Linked DNA regions of Homo sapiens: regions 1 and 2 are each linked to region 3. The links are chromatin contacts, found by Hi-C in ENCODE. All regions are on one chromosome and are shown on one strand. The core of a region is the stretch at or near the end of the contact, and the rest is flanking DNA. Distances in the headings are between cores, read along the strand shown.

Region 1 (4,465 bases), core at 326-2,825, 850 kb after region 3:
TTGTTTCATTTTATCCCTTTTTTTTTTTTTTTTTTGAGATGGAGTCTCGCTCTGTCACCCAGGCTGGAGTGAGTGCAGTGGTACGATTTCGGTTCACTGCAACCTCTGTCTCCCGGGTTCAAGCGATTCTCCTGCTTTAGCCTCCCAAGTAGCTGGGACTACCGGCGCCTACTACCACGCCCAGCTAATTTTTGTACTTTTAGTAGAGACAGGGTTTCACCATATTGGCCAGGCTGGTCTCGAACTCCTGACCTTGTGATTTGCCCGCCTCGGTGATGGTGGGAGTTGGAAGTGAGAATGAACAAATATTATTCTGGATTCCCAACTTTTCAACCTAAAGCATGAGATTGGTCTTCAGAAAAAAGATAAGTGAACTGTCTAGGCATCCCAGACCAATCACAGTAAAGGCACACGGGCAGATTTTCATATGGCTGCACATGAACACCACTGGGCTAAAAATAAAGTTCACAGATGTCATTTTCACCATTAGGCTTCTGTCCAGGCATGGGCAGCTTGCCAAGGGAGGGCACTGGACGGTAAGCTTTTCTGCCAGTGTTCGCTCTCTGCTTAGCAAACGGTCCCTAAAATACAGAAATTTAAACCCAGATGTCAATTCTACTCATCAGGGTTGGGTCCCCTATTTAAGTAGTCCCTTCCTAGGGATGACTATCCGGCCCTATTCTGGGGCAGCGTGGAGGGGACTGCCGACAGTGCTGAAAGGGGTGACCAAGGCACATCCCCAGGGCCTCAGCCACAGCCTTCATGGCCAGAGTCCAACCTGAACTTTGCCTTCCTAAAGAAGCATCCAGATAGCAGGAGGCGCCCGCAGTTCGGGTGTTCCCAAACCCAGCTCTTCATGGGCTGTGCGATGGGAGGATGTCAGACTACCCGGATTGGGACTTAGAAAATGTCCCTGCTTGGGCAGAGATCGAAGAGGCTTGTAGGATCCCCTAAACCTAAGCCCCCCTTTCCAAAGGCCGGGAAGGGGCGCCGCCACTGCAGCCGCCCGCACTGCACCAAGCGCCGCCAAGTGGAGGAGCTCATCCCCGCCGGAGGGGCAGGACCAAGTCCTCAGGCGCGGGCGCTGAGGGACTCGGCAAGGGCGCGGCCCTTGGAGGACCAGACAAGAAACCTGCCTGCGCGTACCAACCAGCCTGGGAAACCGAGGGGCGTGGGGATGGCCCAGTCCCCTTAGGAGAGCCCGTCCGCAGGAATGGGCCCCTAGGAAAGCTCCAGGTGGGTTTGTCTCTTTGCTCCCTTCCTCGATGAACCTCAAAGCTCTGGCAGATGTGCCCTGGAGTCACGGGGGGAAGAATACCTGGTTTGGTGACCAGCTCCTGCCCGGAAGGTCCAGGGCTCAGTCCGCTGCTGCCACTCTGATGGCCTCCCGGAATCGCAGCTCCCCCAAGAGGGGCGTCTTTCTCCTGCTCCGCATCCCCGTCCTTCCCGGTGTCGCCAGGGCCGCCCCGCAGCAGCCAAACGAAAAGTGCTCCGGCCAGACCCCCTCCAACCAGCAGGGCGGACCAGACGGCGCCCATGGCTGAGAGGCCGCGGCCGCAGGAGACTACAGGGACTGGGACCGGGGCTCAGGTCACGCACACAGAGCCACACCTACCCCGCCCGCTCCAGCCTTTTACGGTTTCTGCGCCGGGCACTCCGGCGGAGCCCGGCCCTGAGCGACCAGTACTCAACTTTCCCAGCCCCGCCCCGCTCCCCGCCCCTGGGCTGCAGCCCCGGGCTCCCTCCCGGGGAAGACTCCAGCGCTCTTCTGTCCCTACACTTTCTGTTCCCGGCCTTGCCAGTTGCCAGCGGCCAGGGGCGCAGGGGTCGGCGTTCCACGTGTGTCCCGCGTGAAGAACCCAAGTGCGCACAACTGCCCCGCGCAGCCGGGACCTGCCCCACCGCCCTTCCTTCTTCCGCCTGCTGCCCGCGAGGCCCAGCCCTGCCTCGGCCCGCACCGGGCACCTCGGCGCCTTCTCCCCAGGGAAGCTCAGCAGCAACGCGGTCAGCTAGAGGCCGAGAGCTTCCTGGAACTTAGAGGTGGGAGAGGCCGCGGGCGTCGGTGACGCGCGGGCTGGAGCGCGGGCTAGAGCGGTGGCGCGTTCGGGTGGGATGGGTGGCCCGGAGGACGGCGGGCGCGGTGCGGGGAAACTGGGAGCCCTAGTGGAAGCTCCGCTCCGCCGCCAGCTCAGCGCGCTTAGCCTCCCCAAGCTTCCGCCTCCTCGCCTGTAAAATGGAAGGACTGGACTGAGGACCATCCATCTAAAGATGCCAGTCAGCTCAATCACATCCAGTCTCGTCCTCTTTGGGCGTGTATGGCTGCTGCGAAATGCGCACGCATCTGTATGAACTGGATGTTGTCCATGGACGAGCTCCTACAGATAAGTTTGTTAATAAAAACAGCAGCTCTTTATTAAGCACTGTCTGTATTCCGGATGTTTTAAGTGTGTATTTAATTTAATCCTCACAAGACAACAACCCTGTGCGGTGTTATATATATTTCTTTGTAAATCCTTTCCTCTGCTGATCTGATGACTTTGCACAACAGCTTCAAGCTGATGATCCCCACGTCTATGTCTGCAGCTCACACCTTTCCCTTGGACTCCGACATTCAACTGCTAAAGGCCACAGATACCAAACACCTGCCTTGGAGTAATTGCTATAATTGCTCTCTCTGGTAGGGCAAATTATCTAATGTGCCCCTTGCTCCGAATGGACAGTAGCCCTTAACGGGGTGCAAGGTTCTGCCAGTGGGGTTACTGGAAGGCTGATGCACGCCTTGATGCAGGCCACAACTTCTGTAATCATAAGAGAGGAGGTAGAGGAGAGGTGAGGGCGAAGACTGCCTACTGGGCATCTCCTCGTGGATGTCTAATAGACATCTCAAACCCAACTCATCCAGACCTGAACTCCCCACCTAACTCCCCAAACCTACTACTCTCCCCACCTTCCCCATCTCAGGAAGTGGCAACCACATCCTTCCCATTGCTGCAAAACAAAACACAGCAAGCTCCCACAGGCCACTTTCAAACCACCAGTCAGCGTGATCCTGTTAAAACACCCCAGTTCTCTGCTCAAGACCCTCCAGTTGCTCCAGATCACACGGAAGAACCTTTAAGACCCTACAGGATCTGTTCCCCATGACCACTGTGCACTCATCTCCATCTTGCCACCTTCAACCACACTGGCTTCCTTGCCTAGAGTCATCCTTCCTGCAGACATCCTCTCTCTCTCATCCCCTTTAGGTCTTGGCACAAGTGTCATCTGCATCCCCACTACCCCCTCCCCTGCCCAGCCCTTCCTTGACAATCCCAGTTTTAATTACAATCCTACTCCCTATATCCTTCCCCTGCTCCATTGTTCTCATTAGCACTTAGGGCGTCATTTCTAATACACTCTATAATCTGTGTGTCTGTGGTTTAATTTCTCTTTCCTCCCTTCAGAGTGTAAATGACAGCGGGGATGGTTGTCCTTTGTTCTCTGCTGAATTCTTAGCACCTGTAACCTCTCCGGAGTGAGCGCTTAGAAGTACAGGTTGAATGAATGAATTAAAAGCCCCAGGTAATTTCACCCTAGAGCATTATTGGCATTTTTCTTACGTAGATTCCATATGCATTTTTAGCCCATGTGGATATTACCGTTCCTTGAAATTCATTTTATGTATAATAAAAAGTAACCGTAAAGCTATATTTTTAAGAGAATGAATGTCACTGTATAAAATAAGATTCTTTCAGCCTGGGCAGCATAGCAAAACCCTGTCTCTATGGAAAAATACAAAAATGAGCTGGGCAAGGCAGTGGCGCCTATAGTCCCAGCTACTCAGGAGGCTGAGGATCACTTAAGCCTGGGAGGTGAAGGCTGCAGTGAGCCATGATCATGCCACTGCACTCCAGCCTGGGTGACAGAGGGAGACTGTCTCAAAAAATCTGATAAAAATATAAGATCCCTTGCATGTGCGGTTCACATAGGGTTTGTGCTCCTATGAGAGTCTAATGCCGCTACTGATCTGATAGGAGGTGCAGCTCAGGCTGTAATGTTCACTTGCCAACCACTCACCTCCTTACTGTGCAGCCTGCTTCCTAACAGGCCTCAGACCAAGGTCTGGGGACTCCTGTCTAAGGGATAAAAATCCCAGAGAATCTGTAAAATCCTTCAGATGTAAGCCCCACTATTCACTTATAATACCTAAAAGGCTCTTAATATTTATTGCTGTCATAAATGTCCATTCATTTATTTAAAATAATACCAAAAATTATTTTCTCAACCCATCAGAATTATTTTTACATTGTATCATATTGATCATGCAACATTTTTTTTAATTTACTTTTTTCTTTGGGAATCCCAAGAAGCTAATGCAACATTTTTAAAGAACATTATTTGGCCTTCCTTTTGGCTTTTCCAAACTTAAGTGCTGGCTCATTAATTTCTGTGTTGCTGCTCTTTTAAAAAATGCTCCAATCATAGT
Region 2 (4,693 bases), core at 208-2,707, 720 kb after region 3:
GTGGGGAAAAAAAGCAACACATGGTATTTATGCAATCTATTATCCAGAATTATAAGCAAACTTAAAATATTTTTAGATGCTATTTTCAGTTGAAGAGAGAAAAAGCAGATATTTTTGAATGCACAAATATATACCATGCCACCATCTTAACCATGTTATTAATCTTTAATCTGATTTATAACTGAAAAGCTCATGTGGTAACTGATTGTATGCGATTTCATTCACAAAAAGAGAAGATTATCCATCAAACAGGCATATTTTTCTTCGGATTTCATAGAATAAATGAGCTAGACACATTTTTCTTTCAAATCCCAGGCTATCCAAAATATTTCTAGATAATCAGAAAGGCATGAAACAGCAAATTAAGTTATATTAAGGCAGTTCTCATTATTTTGCATTTTTGACAAATCTGACAAGTTGAAAAAAACAATTTGAATAAAGGCAATATTGGAAAAAGAAACATACCTTAGAGATGATTAATGGTTCTCCGTGCTCCAGGCCACCCTTTAGAGTAAAACCCCAGGGAGCTCCTCCCTCCAGGAATGCCTCCAGATAAATGTACCTTCCCTTGGTGGCCGTGTTAGAGTTTAATGTGGCACTAGGCTTGTGGAAGTCTTCAGTGGTCCTCATCATGCCAAACACATGATCCCTCAAGTTAAATTTAAAATGCCTGAAGCAAACTCAGGCAAGCAGTGCTTCTACAGCACAAGTTGTCCCATCCTTCAGGACACACAATGGCCAAAAGAGAGGTTTGGAGAAGCAAATTCTTCCATACGTAAAATGTTCTTCCAAGCTGAACTCCAAGATGCTGAACCAGAAGGAATTTTCACTTCAACATTTCTGAATGTAAATCCTCCTCCAGGAATTCTGGGTTCTCACTGAAGCCCCCAAGTGGTATACATCTCTACTCCGTTCGTCAAAACTTCCTTCAGTGGCGCTCTGAAGATTGCTTTTCTGAGCTTTTATTTCACACATACACACACTAAAACCATTTCTGCCTATTTTACAGAGAAAATTAAAAGCATCTTACAATATAGTAAGAAAATCACAAATACTCAAAGGAATACCTCATTTTTGATTGATTATCAACCCTTTCTTCCTCTCGGAGTGAAATTTACCATTACAATAGCCTCCTCCCTCCCCAGAAGTAGCTTAAAAAGAAAGAAAGCACTTACTATGCTTCGGCTCACTTCAGAATTTTCTAACTTGTCCCGAAGAGACAGAGAAGCTGTGCTAAAACTTTTTACTTCTTTTTTTCAACAATCAGTTCATAGTTTGTTTCTTAGGAGAGAAAAAAACTTTTGCAGGATGTAGAGAAAATGAAAAAGCACGGTAAATTAATCCTCAATGGAAAAAATATGAAGGAGGCAGCTCAGTTCTTTTCTTTGGTATTTTCAGTGATGATCAGCCACTGCTGCGGCCGCCACAGCCACTTGCCTCCTCTTGAGAGAAAGAGTAAGGAAGTTAGAGGAACATGGATTAAGGCAAAGTGAGGCATTGCAACCTTTCTGCACAGTAAGCACTGCCATGCAGAATTCAGCTCACCACAAAGACCTGACAATTCAAACAGTCTTACAGTTAATAACACGTAGGAAGTTAAAAATACTATACAGATGGCTAATTGCCAAGGGATAGAAAATAGTTCCTAGAATAGCCCCGCCTCGTACCAATTAAAGGAGAATTTCAGGGAGTGAGACATAGGCATTTGTGTTTTTAAAAACCCTCCAGGCAATTCTGCTATGCAGCCAAGTTTGAGAAGCAATGCCTAAGTGATTTGGGTAAACGTTTAAGTACATGTCAAGGTGGTGGCACAAGGGCTTTTTTTTTTTCGTTAGAAGAAAATACTACCAGTGTAATATATGAAATGGGACTTTCCAATCAAAGTTCTGCTTGTTTGACTCAATAAAAACAGGAGGTGGGTTTTTTTTTCTAGGTTTTCATTGTTATCTACTCCAAGATTGTTATCCACTCTTTAAATGAAAAGAAATCTACAATGCCTTGTGGGTAAGTACTAGGTACTCGGGAAAGAATGTTGTTCTGATTTCATGTTACCAGTGTCATTTTGTAATAATGTTATATACAAATTTAACATTCATGCTTTGTATTAAAAATTTGAACAGTAGAAGATAACCATATCTAACCCAGAAGCCTCAGCTATTTAGTTATTGGAACAGATTAGAATTACTTCCAGGTAATATATGTACTAAAACTTTTTTCTGTTTAAAAGTATGGGATAATGAGAATTAAGTTGAAAACTGAAGTTAAAAACTACTGTGGGGCTTGATAACAATTATTTTGGTGTTTGTACTTATAATTAATGAAAGGCTGATATGGAAAGGCAGGTATATGATATCAAACTACACGATATTTAATTTACAACACTGGACAGGTATTGTTTGATTTTCAATGGTAACTTCACTTGAAGGGCTCAAAGACAAAAAAAAAAAAAAAAAAGTAAAACCTTATGTAATGGTAGTATGTGAATGGAAACATAAGGAAACCTAAGGTGTACCAAATGAAAGTATGTGGTAAAAATTGGCTGATTCTTAAGGGTAATTTACGCAATTTCTATTGTGGTTTTCTTTTACAGCTTAATTTGTAAGTTAGAATAAATGGAGAAACATTAGCTTTTCTTTCATTTCAAAGAACATATGTATTTTAAATAAAAGTCCTAGGTAAATGAACAGCTTTCTTTCTGAAAAAATTAATTTATGAGGCTCTTATTATGTTACTCCTAATACATTTTGTAAAAACTGGGATTTTACAGAATCCACATTTAATATTAAAAGTAACATAGCTATACAAAATTTCAGTTAGGAGGCATAAGCTCAAGAGATCTATTGTACAGCATGATGACCATAGTTATAACAATGTATTGTATATTTGGAAATTGCTAAGATTAGATTTTAAGTGCTCTCACCACAAAAAAAATTAGTATGTGAGGTAATAGGTTAATTCCTTGATTTAGCCATTTTACAATGCATACTTATATCAAAACATCATGTGGTACACCATAAGTATATATAATTTTTAGTTGTCAATTTAAAAAATAATAAACAAAAAAAGTAATGAAGCTAAAGGCAAAGGAAATAAGGAAAAGATAATATGAACCCAGTGCTTGCAGACTGATGAAATCTCCATTTTAGATTATCACCAAAAATATTGAAGAAACAAACATAGAACCAAAATTGATATGTAATCTGAAAAAAAAATGTAAAACTTCATTTTGTGGACCTTCACTATAGCAGTTGATAGACCAGGTTTGGAAGAACTTTTTTCCTCCATCTTCTGTTGATCAGATTCAAAGAATGTTAAAGCTGCAAGAGACAATCCTCCCACACCCTTGATTTTAGAGGTAAGGACACAGAGGCCACCAGAAGGTTAAATGATCTGACCAGAGTAATCCTGCAAGCAACACAGGCAGGCATGAAATTTAAATCTTCAGACGTTTAGGAATGAAATCCTAGCTTAAGTCAGGTGTTCTGCATAGTTTACGGTGAAAAGACAACTTTCTTTTGGCATAGCACTGCTAATTCGTAAGAAGAACTTCTGTTAGGATATGTGATTTGGATGCAAACTCTTAATTACAGAATGCAATCAGACTCCTCCCCAAGAAGAGAAAGGCAACTCTATTGTCTCAAGGTGCTGACAGTGGAAAGAAAGGTTGGGATTCTAACTGAGAACAGCATAGGACTCAGGCTTTCTAATAGAGGACTTCTTTTATGCCCCATTCATCATCTTTCTAGGGAACCACTTCTTCCTCGATCCTGTGGTGCTGGTGGGCTGCCCCTGTCCCCGGCTCCAGGGTGGACGTAATGACCCAGGAATCAACCAACCCCTGGCTCAAATGATTGATATGTGGATGGGCATGAGACTTAAGTGTGACCAATGTTATAACTAGAAATTTTACTAGTGCTGTCAAAAAATGGCATTTTCTCCTATGGTTTGCTAGGTTGGTAGATAAAATTTTTGAGTTGCTGGAAGTCTTTTTTTATTTTTTATTTTTTTTTTAATTGAGACAGAGTCTAGCTTTGTCGCCCAGGCTGGAATGCAGGGTGTGATGGCGGCCTACTGTAGCCTCAATCTCCCAGGCTCAAGCAGTGCTCCCACCTCAGCCTCGCAAGTAGCTGAGACTACAGGTGCATGTCACCATGCCTGGCCAGTTTTAAAAATTGTTTTGTACAGACAGGGTCTCACTCTGTTGCCCAGGCTGATCTCAAACTCCTGGGCTCAAGTGATCCTTCCGCCTCAGCCTCCCAATGTGCTGAGATTACAAGTGTGAGCTGCCACGCCCCAGCTGGAAGTCATCTTTGATATCACACGCCTGAGAAGGAAACCAGCTCTGAGAAAAGCAGTCTATGATAAGGGGGAGACAGTTCTGGTGATACCATTGAGCCTTGTGCCCAATTGTACCTTACTGAAGCTGGCAATTCTCAAGCTTTTTGGTTTCAGGAACCCTTACATGCTTAAAAATTATTGAAGACTCCAGATAAATTTTATGTGTTTTGTATTGATCAATATTTACTATATTAGAAAATAGAAAAGAACATTTTAAAATACTTATGTATTAATTCATTTAAAAATAATAAATCTTTATATGTTAAAGTAACATATTAATATTTTTATGAAAAATAATTACATTGTCTCAAACAAAAAATATTACCAAGAAGAGTGGCACTGTTTCACATATTTG
Region 3 (4,713 bases), core at 674-3,173:
TTCAATATAAGGTGAACTGTTGCAAGATTTCAGAGAGTTATAGCAAATATAATTCAATTCCCTTGGAATGGAGAGAAAGGGTTCTTTTGTTTGCTTTTCTAAAGTCATTTAAGATTCTACTATAAATATGTATTTCACAGGCAGAGGGTGTTTGCACAAATGAACTACTCAATTCACCCGGGGTCTCCCATCCTGAAGCTGCAGGCTGGAGTATGGGGGGCAGCGAGGAGGGTGCCACATTAAAAACAACAACAAAAAACCCCACTTCTCTAAAGTATCACTCTCATTCTTGCTAAGAAACAAAAGCATTAACCTGTAATAAGGTTTATCTTGGTACTCCAGAAAGAACAACTTTTAAGAAATTTTGCAGGCTTTAGTCATGATTCAACGGGGGCGGGGGGGTTACCTCCTCCAAGCCCCATCAGCTGCTTGAGCAAGTTATCTTTTCTGCCAACTTACCTCCGGGGTAGCCTCAATCAAACTCAGCCCTTTTTCTCGAGGTTGGAATCTCTCTTCTTGTTCCAGGTAGACGTTCAACAACCCGAGAAGTTGGACCCCTTCATGACCTGCCAAGTGCTCTGCCCCCAAATCCTTCATCTGCAGTAAAGACACCACACAGAGAATGTAATCTGGGGGTAAGAGGGGTGGGGAAGCGGGAGAAAGGGCTGAGGCCAGTACCTCCAGCAAGGGTCGCCCCAGCACACCCCGACAAGGAGCGGGTGAAGGGACCAGTCACGTCCGCCAGAGCCCCAGGGCAATCCCCACCACGGCCAGGGAGGTGTGGCAGGGGGAGGAGCCGTGGTCAGGTCCGCCGGCCAGCGCTGGGTAAGACCGGCCAGCCCTGGCCTCTTGGCGTTTCACAAACAGGAAACTGTCCGCGGGCGCCGGCGTCCCCTCGGTCTGCCCCACCTGAAGTCGCGCCAGGGAGGGCCTTCTGCCCAGGGGACTGCAGTGTGGCGAGCGACTGCAGCGGGTCCCGGGGATGGGGTGTTGCACAATAGGGGGGAGGGGAGGGAGAGTCTCGCGACTGAACAAAGAAGCGGAGGGAGGAGACTCCCGAGCCCCGCCCGCCCGGGGCGCCCAGCTGCAGAAGCCCCTCTCGGAGAGTCCCGCCCCCAGCTTTTCCCGTCCGCTGCTGCAGCGCCGATTCCGGACTTACCCGAGAGGCGGATACCCCCGTCCCAGGAGCCCTGGGGTGGCGCGGCACACCCGGCTACGGTCCGGGGAGAGAAGTCCAGTCCAGCCCGCCCGCCCCGCGCCCGTAGGGACAACACCCGTCCACCCACTGATGCCGGGGCCCCACAACTCTGCAGAGCCCCGGGGCTGTCAATTCGAGAAGCACCACGCCAGCAAGTCCCCGTGACAACACGAGCGGGGGCGGGGGGCACCGAGGCGGAGACTGCCCTTAACCTAGTCGCAACCTCCTTCCACCCCACGAGCATCTATCTGTCCATCGCGGGCGCCAGCTCCCCCCGGGGCTGGGGCTGAGGGCAGCACCCTGGTCGCTCCAGCGGATGAGGAGCAGGCAGCACCGAGGCACTCGCATGGTACCAACCTCCTCAAAGCCCACAGTCCCCACCACGAACAAAGAAACCCACGGCGGCCCTGGGCGGGTCCACTCACCGTGCCGGAGACGCGCCTCCACCCGCCCGCGGCCTCGCGGTCCGCACGGACTGGGCGCAGCGGGGGCTTCCAAACCTGTCTCGCAGGTCGGGGACCCACCGCCTCAGCGGTGCCCCCGGTCCGGCATCCGACCCTTCCTCCCAGGCACCGCCGCCTCGGCCTCACAGCCCCGGCTCCATCCCGCTCCCCGCGCGCCCACCCTCCGCCGCGGCGCAACGCCGGCCGCGGAAGACCAGCCCACCGCCGCACCCCCGCCGCCTCAGCGGAAACCTCCCCGAGCCCCTTGTTTTTGTTAAGAGTTTCGACGCCCCCAAGGGGGCGGGGCACGTGACTCCCCGCGGAGGGATCCTGCACTTCCTCCACGGACTTTAAAAAAGAGTCCCGCCCCTAAGCTGCCGTCTCGAGCCTCTCTCGCGGCCTCCCTAGCTCTCCTTGGCTTTGCCGAGCCAGTCCTCCCGCCTGGCGCTAGGGCGGAGAGCGGAATCTGGGCGTCGGGCTTATTCCGCGATTGATCTGCGTTGGGGAACGGGGGAAGACAGAGGGGCGGAAGGAGATCGTTTCTGGTCTCATTACGCCTTTTAAAGGTCCCCGATTTGTTTTGTTTTCGCTGTTTTGAAAAGTCCGCCCAAAGTAGCCGGCTCTCTGATTGGATGCGGGTGGGGCGATGGGCATGCTGAGGACCTGATTCACCCTCGAATCTGGATTGGCTAACTTATCAGTCTTGGAGCCCTCTGATTGGCTTTCTCCGTAGCCTGAGCCTCTCTCTGCCTTGGGGCCTTAGCAACTCCAGGGTCTGGATTGCGCATGCCTGGGTGTGCAGCGGAGAAGGTATTCAGTTACCTGCCCTGCGGGGCTGTGCCTTCTCGCCTGGCTGCCTCCGCCTTTCTTGGGGGAATGTCACGCTCGCGGCGCTTCTCCTAACAGCTAACCTTTGTGACAGCCTTTTCAGCCACGGGAGAGTTTTCTACATTCCTTCTTTATTTTGTCTTGGCGTTCCATTTTGCAATAACCCACCAAATTATTATAACATTGTCGGGGCGTTTACTAAAATATTCAATAAATGCTACAAGTTTGGGTATTTGCTTTAAAATTTTACAGTCCAAGAGAAAAAAAAATGGAGAAGAGAGGTGAAATAAGATAGGCAAAAAGTTGAGGGTCGAAGCTGGGTGATGGGTACTCGAGGCTGCATTACAGTATTCTTTCTAGTTCTGTGTCTTGGAATTTTTCCATAATTTAAAAAAATTCAGGAGGGACTGAAGGAGGGGCTTTTCAATAAAAACTTAGCACGCTGATGAGGGTACGTAAACATCTAATAATTACGGCGTACCTCCAGAGGTTGTAGTGCTGTTGTTTTAATGAAGACTCCCAGAGCTTCTTGGTCCTTGGTAACCCATAAATTATCATTTATTGTTCATTATAATTAGCGTTGTTATTATAGGCGACACGTCTCCCAGGACGGGACAAAAAGCAAACAAACCAGGTGCCTTAGGCCAGAGACACTTTCACACGGAATATCAATGGGGCATGTGGTTGACTGCCCTGGAACATTTATTTGTTTACTCTCTCCCTCCTAAATTAGAAAATACCATATTCGTGAGTTCTAATCTACATAATCAGATAGTCCCTGGGAAGAGATTTCTCCTTTCTGTTCTTCTATGTGTTTTCTGTGAATTATTTTGTTACTTGTGAAATATGGGAAGGCACACAACATAGCTTTGGCAGCGCTCTTCTTTGCGGAGCAGCTAAGGAATTTTAAAACTAGGTCCCTTTGCATATTAGCTCGGACTAAACACAGGCATCTGTTTGGAGCACAGAGCAACTGGGGGAAGGCAGCCCAAAAAGCTAACACTTATTTCAGAGAGGTGTGAGCTTGGTGAGGGTTTTGGAAAATAAGATAAAATTAGCACACCAGTTTTAAATGATTTACAGGCTACATAATTTTATCCAATGCTTGTTTTATCTTTTAAACATTAAGTGATAACTTTTATTTGACATAATCATCTTGCTGGAAATCTATGCTGATAAACATAATAGGAGCATGAAACTAACTTAGAGACTAGAGCTAAGATTAAAATTACAGAGATGACAGCTCATTGTACAGAGCATCAATAGGCTGAGTGGACAGGGCCCACAGACAGAAAGCAGCTCGACCAACTATCCACCATCAGAGAAATGAAGAGTTTGTGATCAAAGCATGAAGGAGACTGGGGATGTTTTTTTCAAGTAAGAAGGCAAAGGTAAAAAAGGAACATACGTTATTTTATAAGTGATGTGAAAGAGGAAATGCAAATTTATGTGGTAGAAGACTTTAAAAATAACAGACTATATAAAACAAAAAGGAAAAGATTTAGAAATTGTCCTTTGCTTAGGCTACATAATTTTATCCAATGCTTATCTGATCTTTTAAACATAAATAAGTGATAACTTTTATTTGACATAATCATCTTGCTGCTTAGCACTAAATGATATGAAGCTATACTAAATGTGTACTCTATATTTCATAACTGGTATTTTATGTGTCCTTTTACAGACAGCCTCTTGAATGATGTGAACAGTGATGGCTTTCTCTGAGAGTAAGACAAGAAAGCTTTGTAAATGGCGTTGAATTTCCTGCTCTTGGCAGGCCCTGCTCAGCACAGAAGAAAAGACTGATCAAGTTGTCCAAGATGGAGCCCTTTATCCACGTTAGTCCACTTATCTCTTTAAGATTAAAGGAAAGCAATCATTAAAAATACAGATCCAGTAATTATTAATACAGCATCCTCTTTTTTAAACACCTCATTTTAAGAATGATGATATTCTTAGGAAATGGGCTGGGGGATTATGTAGGTTTTCTCTGTTTACTTTGCAGAATTTTTTGTTTGTTAATATATCTTTTAAAAAAAAATTCTCCTCATTCTATTTGTCCTTATCACATTGGCTTACCTTGCCGGAGCTGAAAGTGTTATTTATGAAAAAGACATTATTCCCCTTAGGCTAATCAGGCTTTACCCATTAGCCTTTCCTGAGCTTTCTGGAAGGCAAATTTCCTGTATCATGCACACATACAAAATAAGGAAATCAGAAACTTGGCAGCCCCCAAGAACTTCC

What was found. A loop is a pair of places that touch in the nucleus more often than their neighbours do. Pooled maps may share reads with other maps.
Region 1: a loop to region 3 is called in a map of CD4-positive, alpha-beta memory T cell, with 6 times the contacts of the local background. The contact joins the promoter of STBD1 here to the promoter of CCNG2 in region 3. A Hi-C loop is called at or near these places in 1 of 168 maps with a recorded cell type or tissue (CD4-positive, alpha-beta memory T cell), 1 of 37 single-sample maps with no recorded cell type and 14 of 50 pooled maps.
Region 2: a loop to region 3 is called in a pooled map, with 2.1 times the contacts of the local background. The contact joins the promoter of SHROOM3 here to the promoter of CCNG2 in region 3. A Hi-C loop is called at or near these places in 4 of 50 pooled maps.

What each region holds. Positions count from the first base shown.
Region 1 is chr4:76,303,843-76,308,307 of GRCh38, reverse strand. STBD1 (starch binding domain 1) reads right to left here and starts at 1,575. Exons shown (of 2, transcript NM_003943.5): 1 at 1,319-1,575. The coding sequence starts at 1,538. All of the region lies in intron 6 of FAM47E-STBD1 (FAM47E-STBD1 readthrough), which reads right to left.
Region 2 is chr4:76,431,993-76,436,685 of GRCh38, reverse strand. SHROOM3 (shroom family member 3) reads right to left here and starts at 1,457. Exons shown (of 11, transcript NM_020859.4): 1 at 466-1,457. The coding sequence starts at 633.
Region 3 is chr4:77,154,417-77,159,129 of GRCh38, reverse strand. CCNG2 (cyclin G2) reads right to left here and starts at 1,923. Exons shown (of 8, transcript NM_004354.3): 1 at 1,624-1,923; 2 at 460-597. The coding sequence starts at 597. It overlaps LOC101928864 (a long non-coding RNA gene), which reads left to right and starts at 1,066. Exons shown (of 2, transcript XR_244659.5): 1 at 1,066-3,860; 2 at 4,154-4,376. RefSeq lists silencers at 1,615-1,724, 1,755-1,824, 2,245-2,364, 4,707-4,713.